Linked DNA regions of Homo sapiens: region 2 is linked to region 1. A link is an interaction called in ENCODE POLR2A ChIA-PET data of the cell type or tissue named here. Cell type or tissue: MCF 10A. All regions are shown on one strand. Links, peaks and the distances in the headings refer to the core of each region. The heading gives the core; the rest is flanking DNA. Region 1 has its middle 39 kb from the start of CDH12. Region 2 has its middle 300 kb from the start of PRDM9.

What was found. ChIA-PET counts read pairs that join two places held together with the same protein. Peaks named below come from ENCODE experiments on the same cell type or tissue, not always from the same donor. Only the 100,000 strongest peaks of a DNase experiment are listed, where the experiment ranks them.
Region 2: POLR2A ChIA-PET joins it to region 1 with 5 read pairs; 1 of 35 experiments calls an interaction of 5 or more read pairs at or near these places.

What each region holds. Positions count from the first base shown.
Region 1 is chr5:22,887,136-22,898,543 of GRCh38, reverse strand. No RefSeq gene overlaps it. Among named protein-coding and RNA genes, the nearest start is that of CDH12, 39 kb to the right of the region's middle. In MCF 10A, for the core only: a CTCF peak has its summit at 8,610 (motif pointing left); a DNase peak (open chromatin) is centred at 5,893.
Region 2 is chr5:23,204,114-23,215,521 of GRCh38, reverse strand. No RefSeq gene overlaps it. Among named protein-coding and RNA genes, the nearest start is that of PRDM9, 300 kb to the left of the region's middle. In MCF 10A, for the core only: a CTCF peak has its summit at 6,429 (motif pointing left); a DNase peak (open chromatin) is centred at 6,431.

The DNA.
Region 1 (11,408 bases), core at 2,069-10,068:
TTAATATTTTGACAGAGGCAAAGACTAGCTAAACATTAGTTACTCTCTATTTACATAAAAATAAGTGACACCTAATTCTCCACTGTTTTTAATTCTCAGATAACTATTGTTATATAAAGCTCCTTTTGTTTTAGCCTTTAACTAAAGAGTATACAAAATGGAAATTCCTGGGACAGCAAGCTACTGAAAATTTATTCAGTGGAAGTAAATGAGTAGGTGGTTATTTTGGTTATTTGAAAAGAAATCCAGATATCATAGTTGCTATCAACAGTGTAGCTGCTAACAGTGTCCTCAGGATACAAATACTTTTTCTGGCTGCTCGCTGTCCCATGTTGTGTCTTGATTTAATTCATGTGACCTCTTGGTCAAAACATGGGCCTTGCAGCTTCAAGTTCAGATTCATGTTCAGATTCAAGAGAAAAGGGGAAGAAAAGGGGAAGGAATGCCACCAACTATCATCTGTCTCTTTTCACTGGAAAAGTTTTTTGTTGTTTTTGTTGTTGTTGTTGTTATAGTCTATTCTAAAATCCACAGAGCAAAATTCTTCTGATATTTCCTTGGCCATTTCTGGATCATCCTCCCCATCAAGCTGCAAAGGAGTTAGATACATTAATGACATGACAAGTAATAGGACTGCTGTTATTAATATAGAAAAAAACATGATATACTATTTATCATATGTGGCTTGGGCACACACTCAGCCCAGCCAAAATAAAGGAATTGTAAGCAAGAAGGGTAGCAGAATAATTCTCAGGTGACAGACATATATCTAGTGTGGAATATTCAATATTACAATCAAATTAAATTGCAACTCACACTTTGACACTGGCAGAGGGAAATTGCACCAAGAGTCACATGGAACTGAATCTGTGTTTTGGCAGCTCACCTCTCACAGAGACAAAGCCTCCTCTCCTCCTATGCCTGAGTGTCCATCAGACCCAATTTTTAAACTGGAAAAACTTATCAGGGAAATTAATAATAAAATACAATTGTATGACGTTAGCTATCATCACTGAGGACAGAAAAGTGTTTAGAAAACAAATACCACTCTTTTTAAAAAACTTTGACTCTTTCCTATTGCTCTTGGAATAAGAATCTCTTTCATTCAGAAACGTTGTGAGAGTGTAATATCAACAATACTAAGTAGAAATTGGTGATCATTTTGGACAACCTCATAAGAGCATATTATTTTTATTTCTAACATGATCATGCCCTTGGACAATTCCTGACATAGGGTATTGTGCAAATCACTTAATTATGACTAAATCTTGTCCTTTTAAGATTCATATTTTAACATTCACCAAACATAATGCTTATGTTTCAGTGGGAGAAATAATGATGTTTCCAATTTTTATGCATGATTTTTTAAAATGGGACTGAGAGAGTCCCATTTTAAAATTTTTGGGAAATACATTTGGTTTTAATTTATGAACATACTTGGAACTTTGATCATTCTTCAAGGACAAAGATGTATCTTGGAGGCACTATATTATTTTATATCTTTGATGTCTGATAAGATTCCAAAATATTTAAGTTGAAAGACTTGATGGTCCACAGAGAAAAGAGAATACTATTGCTGTCATCCTTAATGAAATATGGTGTTTTTACTTCTGTTACCTCAAGCAATATTCACAAAGCATGGAGCTTTGCCATGCTCTTAGCAGTATTTGTACAGATTTGGGAAAAATACATGTTTTATCTGTGCTTCAATCTGTCCATGTCTTCTCCACCTCCCCCTCAAAAAATGGTATGTTGTTCTTCCACAGTTCTTCATATGTGATGAGACACTGTCTCATGAACAGAGAAACTTAATCATTGCAAGTGATATGTGACATTCTTAACCTTCTCCTTAAGGCACAGTCAACATCCACATTGGAACTTTTAAGCATTTATGGGTCTCCATCAGTCTTCAATGCATAGTTCTTATGTATACATCTTCCCTTGCCTCTACTGGAACTGATCATTTGTTTTATTTGACTCAGAAACTTGCTTTATTTAGAAGCTGGAAACATACATCTGTAGTATTGACAAAAGCCTATTCATAAAACGTGGAGATTTTGCCATCTATTCCAGAGAAAAGTCAATGTGGAAAAGTGAAGTGCAAAATTATTTCTGACTTGTGTTATTTTTGAGTCATGTATCTCTGCCTTTTTATGAACAGCAGGCATATTTGGAAGAATTATATCTGAGTCATAAATCCCAATTTGCCTGGCACATGACTAATAGGTGTCTTTAACGTAGTAAGATGATATTGCTGTCCTATCTTACAAAAATTATTTAAACCCTCAATCACAAATAGGGAAGGTCAGATTTAAGCGACAAACATTAATGCTTGCCTCGTCAGGAAATAAGCTGCTACTTCCTCTCCTAGATCACTTTGTGGAAATACACGCACACACACACAATTTTATTTTATCATTTTGTTAATTAGCAAGCAAAACCGCCTTGCTCGATCTTAGAATATAGAATTTGTCAGGAACGCATCAAAGAAATAAACATCAGGTGAGTCAAAATTCAAGATGTTTGACTGATCCCTGTTTGAAACAAGGAGAAATACATATCCTATTTAATTGAATAATGGTTCAAAGTGACTCCCTCTTACCATAAATTTTTAATGATATAAAATATTTGTCTAACTCCTTCCCTTCTATACACTCTTCTATGTAACAGTTTATAAATATTAATGCAGGATTCTCAAAATATATAGGAGAAATCTGAAAATATTCAAAAAGCATGAGGTCAGAGTAAAGCACTGATATTTATGAGTAAAACAGACAACAGCCTTCAGCTATAGTCTGCTGAGTTTAAGACCTAATCACTTAGTCATAGATGTGGGGTTATGATCCTGGGGTCCACTGGGACCTCGCATTTCAGCCACATTGTAAAAATAGTGTTTGGAATCCACGCAGAAATTCACATGTTATTGTGAGTGAAATATCTTTGAGTAGAGATCTCACTAAGGGAGAGTAAGACTGGGAGAGAAGTTACAAAGCATTATAGACATTTGCTGGCTGAGTAAAAATCAACTGACTTGGAGCACAGGTGGCAAAAAAATGTGTGAGACTTATTTTGGGAACTCATGAATGAGGAACAGTATTTGGAGTTTTGCTTTTTTTTTTTTTTTTTTTTGAGACGGAGTCTTGCTCTGTCCCCCAGGCTGGAGTGCAATGGCGCGATCTTGGCTTACTGCAACCTCCGCCTCCTAGGTTCAAGCTATTCTCTTTTCTCAGCCTCCTGAGTAGCTGGGATTACAGGTGCCCACCACCTCATCTGGCTAATTTTTGTATTTTTAGTAGAGATGGGATTTCGCCATGTTGGCCAGGATGGTCTCAAACTCCTGACCTCAGGTGACCTGCCAGCCTCGGCCTCCCAAAGTGCTGAGATTACAGGCATGAGCCACTACGCCTGGCCAGAGCTTTGCTTTTAAGCATTAACTTCTCCATCAAAGAAACTTACCAGGTGTGCTTTTTCATAGAGACAATAAAGACATATTTTCAAATATATGTGTAATTTACATTAAGTATCTTGTGTGAGTTTCAGGCTCTGAAAGAAGATTTTGTCAGTCTGGAAGTCACTGATAGAATATCCATAAAACAACGTTGAAGTGACAAATATAATCTCTAGGATTACACTATTAGAATCTAAAACACAATTTATTTTACTCATTATCTTTAAAATTTCGTTTTTACTTTCCTCTTTATCCCAAATCACATACACACACACACACACACACACACACACACACACACACACACACATCTTTTGAAAGCAATGATATGCATTGAAACACTTCTTGAATAAAGACCACTAACTAAAATATCTTACAAGCCTGGAAGACTCAAAGAATACCAATTTACTGGTTTTCTTTGGCAAAGATTAATTCTTAATTCTTAATTTTCAGATTTTCAAATTCTTGGCAAGGCTTGCCAAGAATTGGGCCTTGCCTCTGAATAATTGAAACTCAAATAACTCAGAAAATATTTTTAGGAAATAGGTATATCATAAGTAAGATGTTTTCTCATTAAATAAAGACATTTACAAAAGTTTGATTTTGACACAACCCAACCAACTCCTCCTTACATGCTTCATTGCCAATCATCCTTGTTCTACTCCAAACATAGTCCTCTGTCATTTCTGTCCTTTAAGATATTTTTAGAGGATTTTCAATTTTTTTATTTGCCAGCTCGGACCCGAAGTTACAGCCAACTTACCATAAACTTTCTTCTTGGAAAAACAGTGGTGAAATTGCCCATATTCTACATTTCTTGCCTTTACTTCTCATGACCTGTGCAATTATGGTAACTCTTCCTGACTCTTCACATATTAACCTTACATTATCCATATGGATATAACTTTTTTTCTCACCTTTGCCACAAAAATAGCTATAAATGTATTCTCATTGTTTTCATTTGAATAGATGCAAATGAGGAATAAACAAGATTTGACTCTAAATTACATTGAATTGATTTTAAATTAAAACATATCTTTGGAGATTCAATCGTAATCAGTCTTTCACCTTCATGGAAGAGTTGATTTTTCAAATTGGACAAATTCATACTAGTCAATTTTGGATAAAGAAATGTGCCATTAAGCAGGGTAATAGTGTTTTCTGAACCACATGTAGCTTTACTATAAGGTAGTGAAATGAATTCTCTTGAGTGGTCAGTTTCAGATTATCAGTCTCAAATATGTTCATAGTTATGGCTATTGAGAGAATATACATATATGCTCTTTCCTACCCAAATGGCTAGTGTTAAGAACACTGATGATTTTTAAGTTTTGGCTGCCTTTAAAATATTTATTATTTTATACCCTTGCCTTGTATACTGATGTAAACACTGTAATACAGAGACCAATTAATTTAAAAAGTCCTTCCGCGCAAGCCATAACTCACTCTCAGTCATCTGTATTTGTAAATAAAGTTTTATTGGAACACAGGCATTCCCTTTCATTTACATATTGTTCAGGGTTGCTTTTGGGCTACCACAACAGAGTTGAGTAGTTGCAAGAAAGGGAGGATGTCTCATAATTATTTACTATCTATCTCTTTATGAAAAAAATTTCCTAATTCCCATTTTAATAAGTACTAGGTTGATGATAATGTCTTTAAGAATGGTAAATCAAATAGTGATTAGTTACATAATAATGGTACCTTATGGTAATAATAGATTAAGATTCTTAGGCTTCTCTGGCGATCTGGATGACTCTCCCGGGAACTCTAGACAAGGCTGTTCCCCTGTGCCCTTAGTCACTCAGGTGAAAAAAATTGCATTTCTTTGCTAGGGAAAACCAACCAATTAGCTAACAAAAACCCTGAGGTTCTTTCTTTCATGTCTATTGATTGTGGTAAAATTGGTGGTCTGATTAACAGCTAATTTATTCCTTATTTTCTCTTATTCAAGCCATGTACTGTTGAGGAGGGCTTATCAGCATTACAGCACAGACGTATATTCAACTCAAGCTCAGGGGAAGTGTGAAATATACATACATACATATACACATATATATTATACATGTATACACATATATAAAGAAAAACTTAAAATGAAAAAGTGAGAATTTAAAAAAAAACACTTTTTTAATCAACAGTTTGATTCCAGGAGGCACTACAAATTTTATGAAGACATAAAATAGGAAAAGTATCAAATAAATCAGAAAATAATACAGAAGAGTAAAAGAACTCTTTTGGTGAAGTTAGTGCACACAAATGTATTACCAAGGCCTCCTGCAAAACTGTACAAACTAAGCGATAAATTTAGATATAAGCTTCACAGCTACCAAAGGAAAGAAAAACAATAATTATTTATATGATGAACATCGTCTTGTTGTGACATGCCTGTCCCACATTGCTTTAGCAAATAGAAAGAATGTTTTTGAAGCAGAACTTGATGTTATGCCAACTAGGACTGGCTACGTAATTTGTGGAGCACAATGCAAAATGAAAATGCCATGTCTGTTGCTTAAAATTATTAAGATTTTCAAGATTGCAACAGCAGAGCATTACACTAAGAATGACCCTAGTAGGTGAGAGGTTGGTTCGACTAACAAGTAGCACATCCATGAAGCTGACTCTGATACCCACAACTTATTCTGAGGAAAGTCACCAGGACAGGTCATGTTAATCTTACAACTGTTGTCATCAGCATCAAGAAAAATACTCATTCAGTGCTTAATTTGTGCAGTTCCTATTGTAGTGAACTCTTAAAACAATTTCATTTTATTCTTCCACTAAGCCAATCAGGTGGGTAGTATTGTTAGATCAATATTATGAGGAAGGAAATCATTGAACAGTATGTCCATAATTTCACATAGCATGGTTCTTTTTTTAAATAAACACGTTCAGAGGAAATTTCTCTCAGAGATAATTTCAAGAGAAGACATTCTAGAGAGTTAAAATGTTGAGATTATCAAATAAGACTTTCCAGATTCCCAAATCCATGATCTCAGCAACTTTATTGACTATCTACTGCCTTTTGATATTATTGTATAGGGACTATATTCGCAATGCTATGTTCTCAGTACTCTTTTGAGTTTTGGCTAAATCGTGATAAATAAGACACAGTTCCCTGTAGTTCAGAGTCTAAAGGAGCCTGGGTGAGTAGAAAAGAAGCAATTAAACAAATTACTAAATTAAAATTTAGGTAAGTGCTTTGAAGGCAATAAATAGGATTTTGTTATTATGGTTAATTGAAAGTACTTCAGATGCAGTGGATGAACTTTATGTATACTGCATCTCTGAAGAACTGTTTGAACTGGGCATCAAAGGATGAAAATAAGCCAGACACATGAAATTCTGGTACAATAATTCTACAGGTTGAGGAACATCTTGCGCAAATGCTCTGCAGAGTATAAGTGTAAAATTGTATAAGCTTCAAGTATTTGAGAACATTCTATGTAGAACAAAATGAGGTTAGAATTGTGTGCTGAGGAAAACATCATGCAGGATCATATAGGCCATGATCATTTAGTTTTGTTTTAAATGCAAAAGGAAGCCACTGAAATATTATTCATCATGCAGACTGACATAATGAGGTGCATATTCACCAAGTATGACTCCAACAACTATTTGTTGATGAGATGGAGTAAAAGAAAGAGTATAAAAATTAAGGTGCTATTTAGATTAGGGCATCGGCTCAAGGGGGCTGGAGTAGAGATGAAGACAAGTGGACTAATTTGAGGGAAGTTTATGATATAAACCATGAACTTTGGGATTAATTGGCTATGCGGAATACAGGGAATAGAGGGAAGCAAATGCTCTCCTCTCATAGCATTAGCACATAGGACGCTGGGTTTTGGGAGGAGGAAAAAAAGAGATTGATTCAGGAATAAAAAATTTTTCTTGCCACATGTTAATTTGGACATTCCCATGGTACTTCCAAGTACAGATGCCAAGAAAGCAGTCAGATGTACACATCTCATGCTCAGAGAAAAGATCAACCCCAGGGATGTAAAGCGGTTTCATCATGACATCCATGACACTGAAAATAATTCAAGTGAATGGGATCTCCAGGGAATGGAGTCTAGCCTGAAGAGAGAATCTAGCCCTTAATTTAAGTCCTGAAAACCTTATTTTGTGGAGTCTGATAGAGCAGAAAGATACTAGAAAACTAGATATACTAGATATGCTAGAATATACCAGCAAATTAAATTAAGAAAAAATGATCTATAAAGTAGGAAGAAAACTTAGGCGAGTATGGAGTCATAGAATCCTACAGGAAACAATAACGTCCTGCCTTCCTCAGAGAGTTTTTCTGGTAGCCTTAGACCTTCTTGGGCACAGCATTTATGGCAGTTACGTCTTATTGTTTTCTGAATACAGTCTAGTTCATTCCAATAGCCTGTTTGGTTGTTTCCAAATCTAGTGCTTCATTGTTTTGGTGATTCAGCTGCGCTCTGATCTACCCTTCACATTATTAACAGGCCTCTTCTCATCTGATTCACTTTATAGCATAATTTATTATTTCACCTGTTATTTAATTATTACTTACTGCCTTAAGAACTTGACTAATTACCATGTTTTGTGGGCCTCTCTGCCTCTATCATCTTGACTTTATCTGCATATATCTCAATTCAAATGATCTAAGACACTTGATGTGATACTTTCAGTTTATATTGTTTTAGCATAGAGAAATCACTACTCTTCAAATTGCTCATTCTAAGCCACCTCACTAGAGGTAAAAACGGTGAGGTTCTAAGGTGCAAAGCTTTTCTGATGCAAAATGAGTCACTTTTTTTTTTTTATTCTTCTGAAAATATTTTAGAAAATTGAGTTTACAAGCAATACCTTGATAGGAACTGTGGCTTCAGTTGTGTGAAATGTGGAGGTGGAAAAATAATGACAGTGATAAGGCAGACTACTCTGGAGAGACTAACAGTAAGAGTAGGAGAACAAAACATCAGAGTCTGAAGGATTTGTGTTGGAGATCCTGTTAAGGAGGGCCTTGACAAAGAGGAAATTGAGTTTTATTTTCAATGAGCATATTAATGGTGACCTACTAGTTATAGATGATTGTGTTTCATAAAATAATTTGGAATTGTCAATAACTGATCCTTATCTCATTTCTATTGGAGTGGTGAAATCTTTCTCTAAGATGTCCTCATTGGATTCAGTTCTAATTAAGAGTGCCCTCTTGTGATCATTTTCTAGATGTCTCCTAATAAATGTACATTTGTAAATTGTGCCTTGGTATCCTTCATGCATTAACTAATCTCCAGAAAATGCGTTGTGTAAACCCAGTATTTACGTGTAATGCACATTTTGTTTTTTAGTACATTTGAATTTTGTTTCATTGTAACAAGAAAAATAATTTCAACTTTTAACTGAATAAAGATGACAGATAAACTAGCACTTGCCCATTGGTCAATTTCCATGCATATATTTATCCTATTAAATTTCTATAGGAAATAGTCTGTAAACTTATCTACACTTACACACATACCTTGATGTGACAAGTATGGAAGTCATCATTGTATTCATAAAACCTTACAATTTAAAAAGTTTAATCTTCGATACTGACTTAGAACCAAGTGCTTAGGTGAGTTATGTAAGTGACAGAATGATTTGACTTTTTTTTGGTCAGAAATATAATGAATTGGATTCATCCAGTAGCGGCTTCTTATTAAACACATATTTGTAGTTGATATTTAGAAATATATTATGAAGTCCCTAGATTCCTGACTTTGGATTGCTTAACCAACTCAAGTTCTCTGACTACATATATGTAAAATCTTCTATACTGCCTCAGAAAAACAGAAGAAACAAAGACAATAGACATTATGTTGATAAGATGTCTAATCTATGCTAAAATCTTTCCACTTTATTTTGCCTTCACAAAAACTCTATTAGGCAAATCTTATTATTTCCATTATACTGATAAGGAAACTGAGGTATGGAATAATTGAAGAGCTTGCATATTGTATTACTAATAAGTCAAAGAATTGAAATTCAGTTCCCACCCTGGCTGACTACTGTACTGAAATTACAGAATAAAATTGCAGTTGCTTAGAACCAGATAACAATCAATGCAGATGAATTTTTTTTGCTTTTAATAGAAGGCAATTGTATGTAATAAATAAAATTTTCAATATTAATGTTATGAAAGATTGACTTAAAATGACAATTTTTAGAAAGGCCATATACTATGAACAAGATAGGGGTAGAAAAAACAAAAGTTATCCATGGGTAAACTTGAACAATTTTGAGAAAGAAAATGGCTCATCAAAGATGACTTTCCATCTTGTATCTCCATTAACTTTCTCTCCGACACACAGGATTAAACATATTTGGCAGGAACTTTTAATGATGGCTGGTAGAGAACAGATGATATTATTTATTATGTGAATTATACAATTTAGAGAGATGGCATACTGGGGCTATTTCATAAATGTCCAGTTTGGGAAAGTGAAGTCTAGATACTTGAAGCATGGTTATTTTTTGCCAATGTCATACTGAAATAGAAAGACAATAGATTTCAGGATGCATATCTCTAGGCGATCCCTCAGCACGTTGAGGTGCTCAATAATGTGTTTCACTATTTTAGTGTTAAAGTATCTATGGTTGCTGTAGAGTAAAGCATATGTGGCTTTTAGAAGTCAGTACCATTGGGAAGCATTTCAGATAGCTGTGGAAGCTATTTTATATTGTATCATTTATTTATTCATAAACCTGTCCTTCCAATTCTCTGTTAAGGAAATTGAGCTTGATGTAGCATATTATGACTGTAAAGATAGTACTCAGTGGAATTTTTTCTTTTTTTTGAGACAGAGTCTTGCTCTGTCACCCAGGCTGGAGTGCAGTGGCACAATCTCAGCTCACTACAGCCTCCGCCTCCTGGGCTAAAGCAATTCTCCTGCCTCAGCCTCCCAAGTAGCTGGGATTACAGGCGCACGCCACCACGCCTGGCTGATTTTTGTATTTTTAGTAGAGACGGGGTTTCACCATGTTGGCCAGGCTGGTCTCGAACTCCTGACCTCGTGATCTACCCTCCTCGGCCTCCCAAAGTGCTGAGATTACAGGTGTGAGCCACTGCACCTGGCCGGAAAAAAATTTTTAATGACTGTTTGTTATTTTAGTAATTCCTTTGAATTCCTGGTATTCCTTTAGTAATACTAGTGGCTGGTATTACTCAATTCATAAATGAGCACTATCATATTGTTCTTTCTGTAAATTGTAGCATATTCCAATCAACCCTGCAAAGATATTTTAGACCATGAGATTTTTAACACTAGAACTAAGGAACACAGAGCTTGAGTCTCCCGTCATTGAGAGGAACACATGTTCCGTGGGTGGAATGGAGAGTTGCCTCTGATTCCAGTTTCTCCTTAACTTGAGAAACAGCACAATTCTCCAAGAAATCCATGCCCTGTCAGCATGCCTTTCAGCATCTTTTCTTCCCCAAGGTCCAAAAAGTCAAAATCCAGGATCTGCAAACTAATCTTTCAGTCCCCAGATGTCCTCGGGGTACATGTTGCTCTTATCTACCACTTCCTGAATGTGCACATCTCTGTTAAGTGCTTCTCAGTTATGGGAATAAATTAAATGTCCTGGCATTTAATTTGCTCACAGGGTCCTCACAGAGGAACAGTGCAGGTGCCCCCAGGAGAGTTTTAGCAATGTAGAATCTCAGACCCCAATCCATACCTACTGAATCAGAATCTACTTTTTAATATGGTCCCCAGGTGATTCATGTTCAAATTAAAATTTGCGAAGCGCTAGTAATGTACCTATGGAAAAAACACATGTAAATGTGAACTCTAATGCTAACAAATGCAATGAAAGAATTCTTCATGCCACCTTTGTGCCCTCATCTTTTATCCAACCTCTACTCTATCCTCTAACCATTCCCTCAGAATTACTTCTACTAACCACTTCTTGATATATTGTTCATTTTGAAAAGATTTATCCCTTG
Region 2 (11,408 bases), core at 2,262-10,261, 320 kb before region 1:
TAACACTTCAACATAAAGTAGGAACATCTCTGATAGAAATTAGATTATTTGATAGAAATACAAACTCTTTTAAGTGGCCATGCAACACAGGACATATTGATTAAGTGGTACATTAGGTACAGGATTAGTAATTTTCTATTATCACTTACATTTAGACTTTATGGCCAGACAGTCCTGGATTGGAACTCAAATTCTGAAACTAATAATCTGAGGTAATTTAAATATCTCTGAACCTTAATTTCTCCATCTGTTACATGAGAATATCTGGATGGTTGGAAGAAATTAATTAGATACTCTATGGACATTGCTTATTTCAGTCCTATTAAAGAGAAAATAATAAACAGTAGCAGATAATTTAGTTTAACTGTAATTTATTAGAATCTCAGGACAAGTTGAGTACTGTGGTTGATGTTAGGAATGTATGGATGAATAAAGCACAGTTTCTGAGTGAGAGGGACATGTACTTCACTTGGGAGAGCCACATATAAGCAAATATTGCCTACACAATGGAGTATGTACAGAGGTGTACCAAAATAGCTCGGCATGTCAGGAGCTTCATTCTGGAGAGTGGAATCTATTCTAAAACTCAGATTATGAGTATAAATATACTACTTGAACAAGTGCTAATGTGGTCTGATATCACAGGCAGATACAATACTCTTGTGAAAATACAGTGTTTGCAAAGCATTCAGTCTTGGCTTTTCTTGTATGCGGAATCTTTCTAAATGTGGAAATACGTTTGGAAATGTGGCACACTTTGCTTATATTTGTTCTCAGGTCTGAAGTAAATTGTTTTAGAGAGGGGAAAAGCATGAACAGTGAACCCTGAGGACGCATGGTATTTATGGAGAACTACGAAGAGTTGTGTAGAAAGGCACATGAAAAGCAAATGGAGCGACAGGTGAAAGCAGTGGGCATTAAATAGCATACAGAAGCACTGAGCTTCTATTCTGTAAATCAGCGTTTCTCAAAATGGCGTCAGAATTAGACCCCATGCTCACCCATAGAGTTAGAACTTTTGGGAGTATGAATTAAGAATCTGCTCCTGTAATTAAATCTCTAATGATTTGTAAGCAAATAAAAGGGGAACTTGAGCTCTAGGTGAGCTGCAGCCACCAACTGTGTGATTAGCATTTTTGGTAGATGGCTTTAATGGTCACTAAAGAAAAAAATTGAGGGGGACAAACTGAAAGTCAGGAAGACAAATTAGGAGCCCATTTATTCATTCACATGATAACTTCGGCTGCGTGATGTGTAAACATAGTAGGAAAAAAGCAGGCAAATTCTTTCAACTTTCGGTGTCTATGTTCTTTCAGAAAACAAGATGAATAACTAATAATTTCATGTGTATTTTAAAAGAGATGTTCAAAATGCTGTAGGGGCAAATACATCCTGGCTTAACCCAGACAGGAGGGTGAAATGGGAAAAGCTTGAACGAAGTGACGATATTCACAGTTAGATTAAATAACTAGATATCACGTGGGTGAAGTCTGAAAGGAGGAAGCGGAGAGTGTTCAAGGCTGAGCGAACATCATCACTGAAAGCTCTAAGACATGAAAGATGAAAAAACAGAATATGGTTCCTTGGAGCAATTCAGTATTTCTTATTTTGGGTGGGAGACTTCTTTTTTTTTTTTTTTTTTTTTTTTTTTTTGAGAGGTAGTCTCGCTCTGTCGCCCAGGCTGGAGTACAGTGGTGCAATCTCTGTACTTTCACTGCAACTTCCGCCTCCCAAGTTCAAGCAATTCTACTGCCTCAGCCTCTCTCCCAAATAGCTGGGACTACAGGCGCCCACTACCACGCCTGGCTAATTTTTTTTTATTTTTAGTAGAGACGGGGTTTCACTGTGTTAGCCAGGATGGCCTCAATCTCCTGACCTCATGATCTGCCCGCCTCGGCCTCCCAAAGTGCTGGGATTACATGCGTGAGTCACCGTGCCTGGCAGGGTTGGGGGACTTAACAATACCATATGATTATATAAATCCTCTTAGGAATTTAAGAATTTTTTTCATTTTTATGTGCTATATTACAAATTATAGGGAAATTTAAAAAATTAAAGGTTTTAAGAAAATATTTTACAGCAATATGAACACAATCTATTTATATGTATTTTGGAGAGGCAATTTTGAGCATTTGAGCCATTTTAAAAAAGTATATTGTTGACTTTAATTATCTCAGAAAAATGTAGGAATAATACAGTAATAAACAATGTATTGTATATAGATGAATTTGGGGATCTGGAGGACTGAGTGTATACCGAATATAGGTTGAAATAGAATTATATCTTACACCATGTAATATAAATATATTGCTTTCATAAGCTATTGTTTAGGTTTCTTGAATTTTTTTCTAAAATAAATGAGTGTTTTAATAATGTTTATGTTTTGCTTCTAACTAATGAGATAGTAGAGAGGGTGTTAGATTTCTACTTAAAAGCAAAAAAAATAATAGCACATTAACACGTTACGGTTGCATATATTTTATTCTCAAGAAATATAAAAAGGCAATTTCAAATGTAACCAGTCTTACATTTTCTCTTTTATTAGCACTGGAACTGGTTTCAAAGTTGACAAAGACGATATGTTGACGTGTTGTAAATGATTTTAATAATATAAATACAATATGTAGTACAATGAAAGTCACCTTGTTGTTTATTTGCAGAATTATTATTAACTTGTAATTCAGCGTCAACAATGCTTATGCTTTCTATCTTCAATCTAGTATTTATTCTGGAAATAAATTAAACAAATTAAAATGAAAGCAATAAAGCTAACCAATATGGTAAAAACTGACACAGGACAGGGCGCGGTGGCTCACGCTTGTAATCCCAGCACTTTGGGAGGCCGAGGCAGGCAGATCACAAGGTCAGGAGATCGAGACCATCCTGGCTAACACGGTGAAACCCCGTCTCTACTAAAAATATAAAAAATTAGCCGGGTGTGGTCACCGGTGTCTGTAGTCCCAGCTACTCGGGAGGGAGGCTGAGGCAGGAGAATAGCATGAACCCGGGAGGCGGAGCTTGTAGTGAGCCAAGATCACGCCACTGTACTCCAGCCTGGGCAACAGAGAGAGACTCTGTCTCAAAAATAAAAAAATAAAAAACTAAAAATAAAATAAAAATAAAACTGACACAGGTAATGAAACAATTCAGATACATTGTTGGCTGAGTCATTAGCAAGTTCATTTCAAGTCAGTAACCCCTTAAATGAGCCCACTTAAAAATTACAGATGTCATACCGTTGTATTTTTAAGTGGAAGTATGTACAGTATTTAATTATTAAAACTAGAAATTAAAATAGTTTTAATTATCACCATTAGAAACTTGGACCCACTGAAACACCTTTGCAAGTTCCTGATTGTGGGGGAAAATGAGAGATTCACAGACACTGGAATGTGCAGAATTGAATGCAATCCAATGAAACAGGCCAGTAGAGAATGAGAGAGACAGACACACACACACACATAGAGGGAAAGAGACAGAGACACAGAGAAAGTTGCATGAGATTTATTTGAAAGGTAAAATATTTTAAAGCTTTCAACTGAAATTTTTCAGAATTGTTTTTTCCTTGTGAACATCATGAGATGACATAAGGCTATTAAGTTGAAACCGATATGATCTTATTAGCATTTTCATTCAGATAATCTAAATGTATATTCAAAAATGAATCTGGTAGCTAAGAATGGATAGAAGAAGCAATTACAAAAGTTTAGATAAGATGTGATGGAAGACGGACTTTCATGTTGTTATGGGAATTGAGAGAATTAAGCATAGTCAAAAATTAGAATAAAGAATGGGGGGCCGGGCGCGGTGGCTCACGCCTGTAATCCCAGCACTTTGGGAGGCCGAGGCGGACCGATCACGAGGTCAGGAGATCGAGACCACGGTGAAACCCCGTCTCTACTAAAAATACAAAAAATTAGCCAGGCGCGGTGGCGGGTGCCTGTAGTCCCAGCTACTCCGAAGGCTGAGGCAGGAGAATGGCGTGAACCCCGGAGGCAGAGCTTGCAGTGAGCCGAGATTGCGCCAATGCACGCGAGACTCCGTCTCAAAAAAAAAAAAAGAAAGAATAAAGAATGGGCTGCGGCCATGCGCGGTGGCTCATGCCTGTAATCCCAGCGCTTTGGAGCACTTTGGGAGGCTGAGGCAGGCGGATCACCTGGGGTCCAGGAGTTCGAGACCAGCCTCAACATGGAGAAACCCTGTCTCTACTAAAAATACAAAATTAGCCAGGGGAGGTGGTGCATGCCTGTAATCCCAGCTACTTGGGAGGCTGCGGCAGGAGAATTGCTTGAACCTGGGAGGCGGAGGTTGCAGTGAGCCGAGATCGTGCCATTGCACTCCAGCCTGGGCAACAAGAGTGAAACTCCGTCTCAAGAAAAAAAAAAAAAAAAAAAAAAGAATGGGCTGCAATTGTTTAGATGTGAGAGAGAAAGTGTTGATCAACAAGTTGGATGTTAGCAATGTTTTCTGACAAAGGTATTATTGAATGAGAATGAAAGAGATGACAAGAATGACTATTTTTGTGGTTACTATAGTTGTTTTATTTTCCCCCATTTTATTCATTTTTTAATGTTTTTGAAGTTTATAAATGACACATAATTGTACATATTTATGAGGTATAGGTGATGTTTTGATACATGAATAAATAATATAGAGATCAAATCAGGGTAATTAGCATATTCATTCATTTAAATATTTATCAACAATAAGGAAATTTTAAAACCTCTCTTCTAGCTATTTTGAAATATACATTATTGTTACCTCTAGTCATCCTACTATGCAATGGAACACCAGAACTTATTTCTTCTATCTAACCATAGTTTTGTCGCTGTTGACCAATCTTTCAACATCCCCTTATTTCCCCTACCTTTCCCAGTCTCTGCTAACCACTGTTCTATTTGCTATTTCTATGAGAATGACTTCCATTTTTTAAATAATGGAATAGACAAGAATATGTAAATTCTAATAGGAAGAGGTGGATAGAGAGGGAGACATTAAAGTGACAGAAAAGGGAAATGTATGTTATTGTAAAAATAAGAAATTGGCTGAGATATTTTAATAACAATTTTAATAACATAAAAAAATAGGATAGAGATATAAGAAAAACTATATGGGGCTGATAATATTATGGAGATGATAGTGACACATTGATACTTCATTGATTATCTCCCCAACTATCTTATGTTTTATGTGTGTGGTAGGAGGCGAAGACAAAGGAGAATAGGTTGGAGATGTGAAGAGTGTGGAGAGCATTTTCAAAATTCTTGGCGGTGAATATGAGATTAGAATTGCATCCTTGAGGGTTCAGGTGAGGTTGCATAAGCAAGAATTTACTTTTAAATCAAACTGCTTAATTGTGAGATGTTCTCAATTATCACCAGAAGCCACGTTGCATTTCTGGTGTAGGCAGGATACTTTAATGCCAATTGGATTAGGTTTTGCTAAAATAATTTGATGACAGAATAAAGAGTCATGCTATTGGTCATTCAAATGATGGTGATGGTGGTGGAGGTGATCAAAGGCAATAATCGTTGAAAGAAATGATTAAAATTTTTAGTTTCTCTCACATGGATTGGACTTGAAAATAATCAAGAAATTGAAGGCCATCCTGAAATTATCCTAAAATTGTAAGGACATGAGGATTGAGTAGATGAGTGTGTGTGTGTGCACACATATGCATTTATGCATACCTCCACAGATTATACGGGAACATGGCTTAATTAAGAGGCAGCAACAGAAATTAAATTCACTCAAAGCTTCCTTCTTGGATGACTAACAATACACATAATACGAGAGAAGCTCCAACATTCTGGGGGCTGGATTACGAGTTTAATTTTAAACTTGTGAAGAAGTTTTAGGTGTTTCTCATGTATTTTTCAGAGTCCTACCAGAAGACAGCAACATTGTGTTTTAAAGAGAAAATGTTTAATATAAACAACTATTAACTAAAGCAGAGGATTGAAGCTCACAGGGGATTTGCTAAGAAGAAGGAGAACTCTGAAGAATACAGATAGGAGATCAGAGGAGTAACATTCAATCATACAACTAGAAGTAGAGAGCACCTATGGAAGAGCTCCTCACACGCAACACCCCAAACTTGAAATCCAGATCTCAGTGGCATTGGCCTAGCCTTAGCTCACTGAAACATACAGAAATCTCAGGTGCTGTCCTAGCAGAATTTGCTGAAAATTGGCTGTGTTTCTAGGGCAAGCCATCCACAGAGAGATGCCATACCTCAGAGCTTAGGAAATCAGCCTGAGGTTTTGCTGAGCTAAGCTGTTGTCTGTCCTGCACTGCAGGAAGCAGATAATGGAAAACCCATTGCTGAAGGAGCTGAATTGCAGAGAAACTGTGCACTGCAGGAACCTACTGAGAAGAGCACCCTGAGAATGAAATGCCCATTCTTCCTTCACAGTTCCTCTACTGCCCTCTATTGGTCAGTTTTAAATCCTGCCAGCCAGCAAAGTACAGACATTTAAAAGGCCCAGCTTCATTTTCAGAGGAGGAAGTAAGGGATACACGTGCAGTTGAGAGTCAATAATTTGATAAACATCACAGTGGGCTATCTACTGGAAGTAATCTGCTGAAGGAAACTTACAGCTGAAAAAAAGAGGTTAGGCAAGAAATCGGAAGTTGTCAAAGAATGGGTGTTCTCCAATTATTTTCCTAATTGACCATAAAATTTGGCACAGAAATACACATTTGAAGGTAAATTAACCATTTTGACAGCTTGACAAAAGAAAAAAAAATTGTTGTCATGCATGAAAGCTTACATTCGTTCTACTCTTCTAGCCTATAAGTAAACAAACATAATTTATAAAAGGGCCAGATAGTAAGTGTGTGATGCTTTGCTGATGATCTGGTCTCTGTTGCAACTATTTAACTTGATCATTATAAGGAAAAAAACAGCCATAGACAATGTATATGAAAATAAGGCTCTGTTCCAAACAAATTATTTATAAAATAATAATAAATATGTATAATAATATAAAATAAAATGTAAAAACATTATTTATAAAAACCAGACATGGGCTAGATTTAGTCCACAGGCCATAATTTCTGATCTCTGATTTAGATAATTACAATTGGCTAATTACAAAGAGTATATATGATCAGAATGCTTCCAGCAATAGCCAGAATGACAAATCACTGTCTTTGTTTAATGTTTTTTCTTTGTTTTTCATATAAACTTATTGTCTATATTCAATATATTCATCCATACAATGAAAAAAATATATAATTCTCAGAATTGTACATATATAAAATGGAAAACGTATCAATATTATAAAAGCATGCTTAATTTTATAAAATAATAAAACAACTCCTAAATTCAATTTATACTTGATACATTGACAAATAATATTCAACATACCATTAAGGAAAAAAAAAGCGAAATTCTATTTACCTGCTTTCAGATTTTTAATTGATGGTATGATGTTCAACTTTACTTAATTTTAATTTAGATTTTAGCAAAATTTATAAAAGTGCAGCAGACATCTATTACCCCAATATACATCCACTATTGCTTCAACATTCATAAACTGGGCTACAAAGTTTTACTATATTATTTCAAATAAATAAGTGGAAAATTATAAATGTTTATTCTTATAAATTAATTCACAGATAAATTACATGTATTTAGTTATTTTATGGATTTTTCTCATTAAAAAGAGGCCACATAAATAATTTTAAAATTTTATTTGACAAACCTTACTGATCTCTTTCAAAATCTTCTGTGTCACACACACTGTTCTGGTTACCAATATTCACACAAAAAATATTAGATACTGAAACATAATTTCTATGGCCTTAGTGTTGGTGTCTCCCCAAAAATCAGGTGTTGAGTCTGTATTAGTTCGTTTTCATACTGCTATAAAGAACTGTCCGACACTGGGTAATTTATAAAAGAAAGAGGTTTAATTGACTCACAGTTTGGCGTGACTGGGGAGGCCTCAGGAAACATACAATCATGGCGGAAACAAACGGGAAGCAAAGCACCTTCTTCACAAAATGGCAGGAAGGAGACGTGCTGAGTGAAGGGGTAAGAGCTCCTTATAAAACCATCAGACCTCATGATAACTCACCGCTATCACGAGAACAGCACCGGGGAAACCGTCCCCATGATTCAATTGCCTCTGCCTGGTGTCTCTCTTGACATGTGGGGCTTATGGAGATTATAATTCAAGATGAAATTTGAATGGAGACACAAAGCCTAACCGTATCGGTCTTTAGGAAGTGATTAGAACATGAGGGATCCACTCATGAATGGAATTAGTACCATTCTAAAAGAGGCCCAAGAGAACTGCCTTGCCTATTCCACCATGTGAAGACACAGCAAGAAGGCACTGTCTATGAACCAGGAAGCAGGCCCTCACTAGACGCTGATCTGCGGGCATTGACTTCCCGGCCTCTGGAACTGTGAAAAATAAATTTCTTTTGTTTATAAATTACTCAATCTGAGGTATTTTTGTCAAAGCAGCCTAAACATACCAACAGAAATTTAGAAGTTAGGCATAAAAGAATGGGAAGCGACTCTCATTTATCAAAGAACAGGAAGAAGTCATAAGATGGTTCGGAAAGATTAGCAAATCCTATTCAAAAGCAGTCGGGAAAATCAGTATGTTAAGAGTAGAGGTTTTGGCCAGACATGGTGACTCGTGCCTGTCATCCCGGCATTTTGGGAGTTTGAGGTGGGAGGATTGCCTGAGGACAGAAGTTTTTGACCAGCCTGGGCAACATAGTGAGACCCTTTCTCAACAAAAAAATATTTGAAAAGCTATCAGGGCGTGTGGCATGTGCCAGAAGTCTTAGCTTTTTGTGAGCCTGAGGTGGGAGGATTACTTGAGCCCAGGAGTTTGAGATTTCAGTGAGCCATTATCATGCCACTGCACTCTGGCCTGGGTGACAGAGAAGACTCTGTTTCTAAAAGAATTAAAAAGAAAAAGTTAAAAAGGGCAGAGGGAATAGTTACAATGAAAAGTTATCAATAAATAAATACGGATCATTTTGATGTGATTAGTTGGCTGTGAGTGGTGCTTAGGGAAATAACAAGTTAAGTTTGCCTGTATACTTGATTACGTTTTCTAAAACCTTAGATTCAATAGAACATAAAAAAATCTGAGAAGCGAACATTGGCTACCTTTAGGAGGTAGAATGAAGAAGTCTTGCAGAATAAATGGAATTGAGACATGGAAGAAATAAGGTAGAAACAGGGGGTATAATGGTAATTTGAAAGCCAAGGAAATTTCCCAGTGAGAGTGTGGTCAGCAGTATCAAATACCAAGCAATGAACTGCATTTGTGGACATAAAGAGAAGAAACTCCATTATGTAGAAGATACACGGGGGTTGCCATAAGTGAATTTATGTTCAAATTCCTATCCTGCCATTTAGCAACTGGGTTGCTTTGAAAAGGTTTTAGAAAAAGTCTTTCTGATCCTCAGTTTTATTTGGGAAATAAAAATGCTAATAACAACTTTCCCAAAGGTTATAATTAAGGATCAAATAATTTACTAATAATGAATCAATCTGACACATTTATGTTGTGACAATTAGTACTATTTGTGATAGCACTGAAGACTGGGAGCAAGAGTTAAAGTGCTAAATGAAAGGGATGCGAATGCAGCCTATAAATGTACAAGCTTATTTCAGGAAGTTTGACATTTATGGGAAGGAAAAAAATATCTATTTAAGTTAAGTGGGGCAGGTTGTTGGTTTGGGTTCCAGTAGTTAGAAGCTACTGTGCAAGGCAAGTATTTAAGGCAATAGGAAACATCTTCGCAAAAATAGCCAAGACCAAGAAGTACTGCATGCCATTTACATTTGTTAATCAGCACATATCCAGAGCTTAAACTGCCATACATAATACAGCATACAAAATAGTTACAAAACCCCTACCTAAATCCACTATTCCAAGCTTAATCATGCTATTTAATTGCCAAGCTTAATTTGAAAATAATTGTTCACAGCAATTAAGTAAATGCCCCAATTTCATTAACAGACTTTCTAATTAGAACCTACAACATAAAAGTGCTAATGTTGCTTCATTAGCTTTGATTTACTGTTTCTAATACACACTATTTTTTTATTATTCTTTTCTTCAAACCTGAAACTGTGTTTTAGGGTTAATTTTGTATTGTTCTTTGTAAATATCAAGGGGTAATTATTTCTGGATTAAAGCGTAGATAGATCTTATATTAAACTTTCATTTTAACTTTTCACATTAACCACATATTGGGACCAACATTTTAAAACCTCCTTATTGTAGAATAATTTAAAGCAATTAGTGAAGATTGCACTTGGCTTGAATTGTAAACAAACAGGTTTTTCAAAATTGAATATGCTCCTTCACATATGGTATCCAATTGTAAAACAGAAGAGCAAAGAAAGAAGTCTAATTGCGACATAAGCCCACTATTACAAATTGCTTAAGTTGGCAACTGAAGAGAATGGAAGGTGACTTTGATTAGTAGTAATATTAAAATCTAAGACAGTAAAATTAAAAATCTTCAAATATATAAATTATTGTTTGTTTGCTAATTTTAAAACCTAGGGAATTAATTTTTCTCTTTCAATTCCTGCCTTTGTCAACTGAAAAGAATTTCCTTATGTTTTCAAGCAAGTATTGCAACCTTCTATATATAATATACCTACTATTATGGCATAATTATAGAAAAGGATGGAAAATATACTGTTTCACTAAATTGACACTAAGATGAGGTTTGAACAATTTGAACATTATTAGTAGGATTGCAGTTTAAGAGTGAGGGAGGCAGAACTAAAAGGCTGCCTAGTCCATCTTCACTGCATAAATACAATTGACCCTTGAACAACATAGAGGTTGGAGGCGCCAAATTCCCATGCATTTGAAAATCTGCATATCAATTTTGACTCTCCAAAACCTTAACTACTAATAGCCTAGTTTTGATCAGAAGCCTTATTGGTAACAAACAGTTGATTAACATGTATTTTATATGTTTATATATATATATATTTTATATGTTTATATATATATATAATGTGCTGTATTCTTACAATAAAGGAAGCTAGAGAAAAGGAAATGCTATTGAGAAAAACAAAGAAGGGAGTATTTACTATTCATGAAGTGGCAGTGAATCATCATAAAGGTCTTCATCTTCCTTGTCTTCAAACTGAGTACCCTGAGGAAGAGGAGGAAGAGGAAGGGTTGGTCTTGCTGTCTCAGAACTGGAAGAGGCAGCTTTATGGTAATGTACACACACACACACACACACACACACACACCTCAGAACATATTTTTCTTGGAAACATATCTTTGTGAACATGTCACAACACATGACAATTGCTATCTAAGGAGATTGCATCATGATGATTGGGGTAAAAAGAGAAAATTAAATATGAGAGATCTTGTATGGATCAACTATGTTAATAG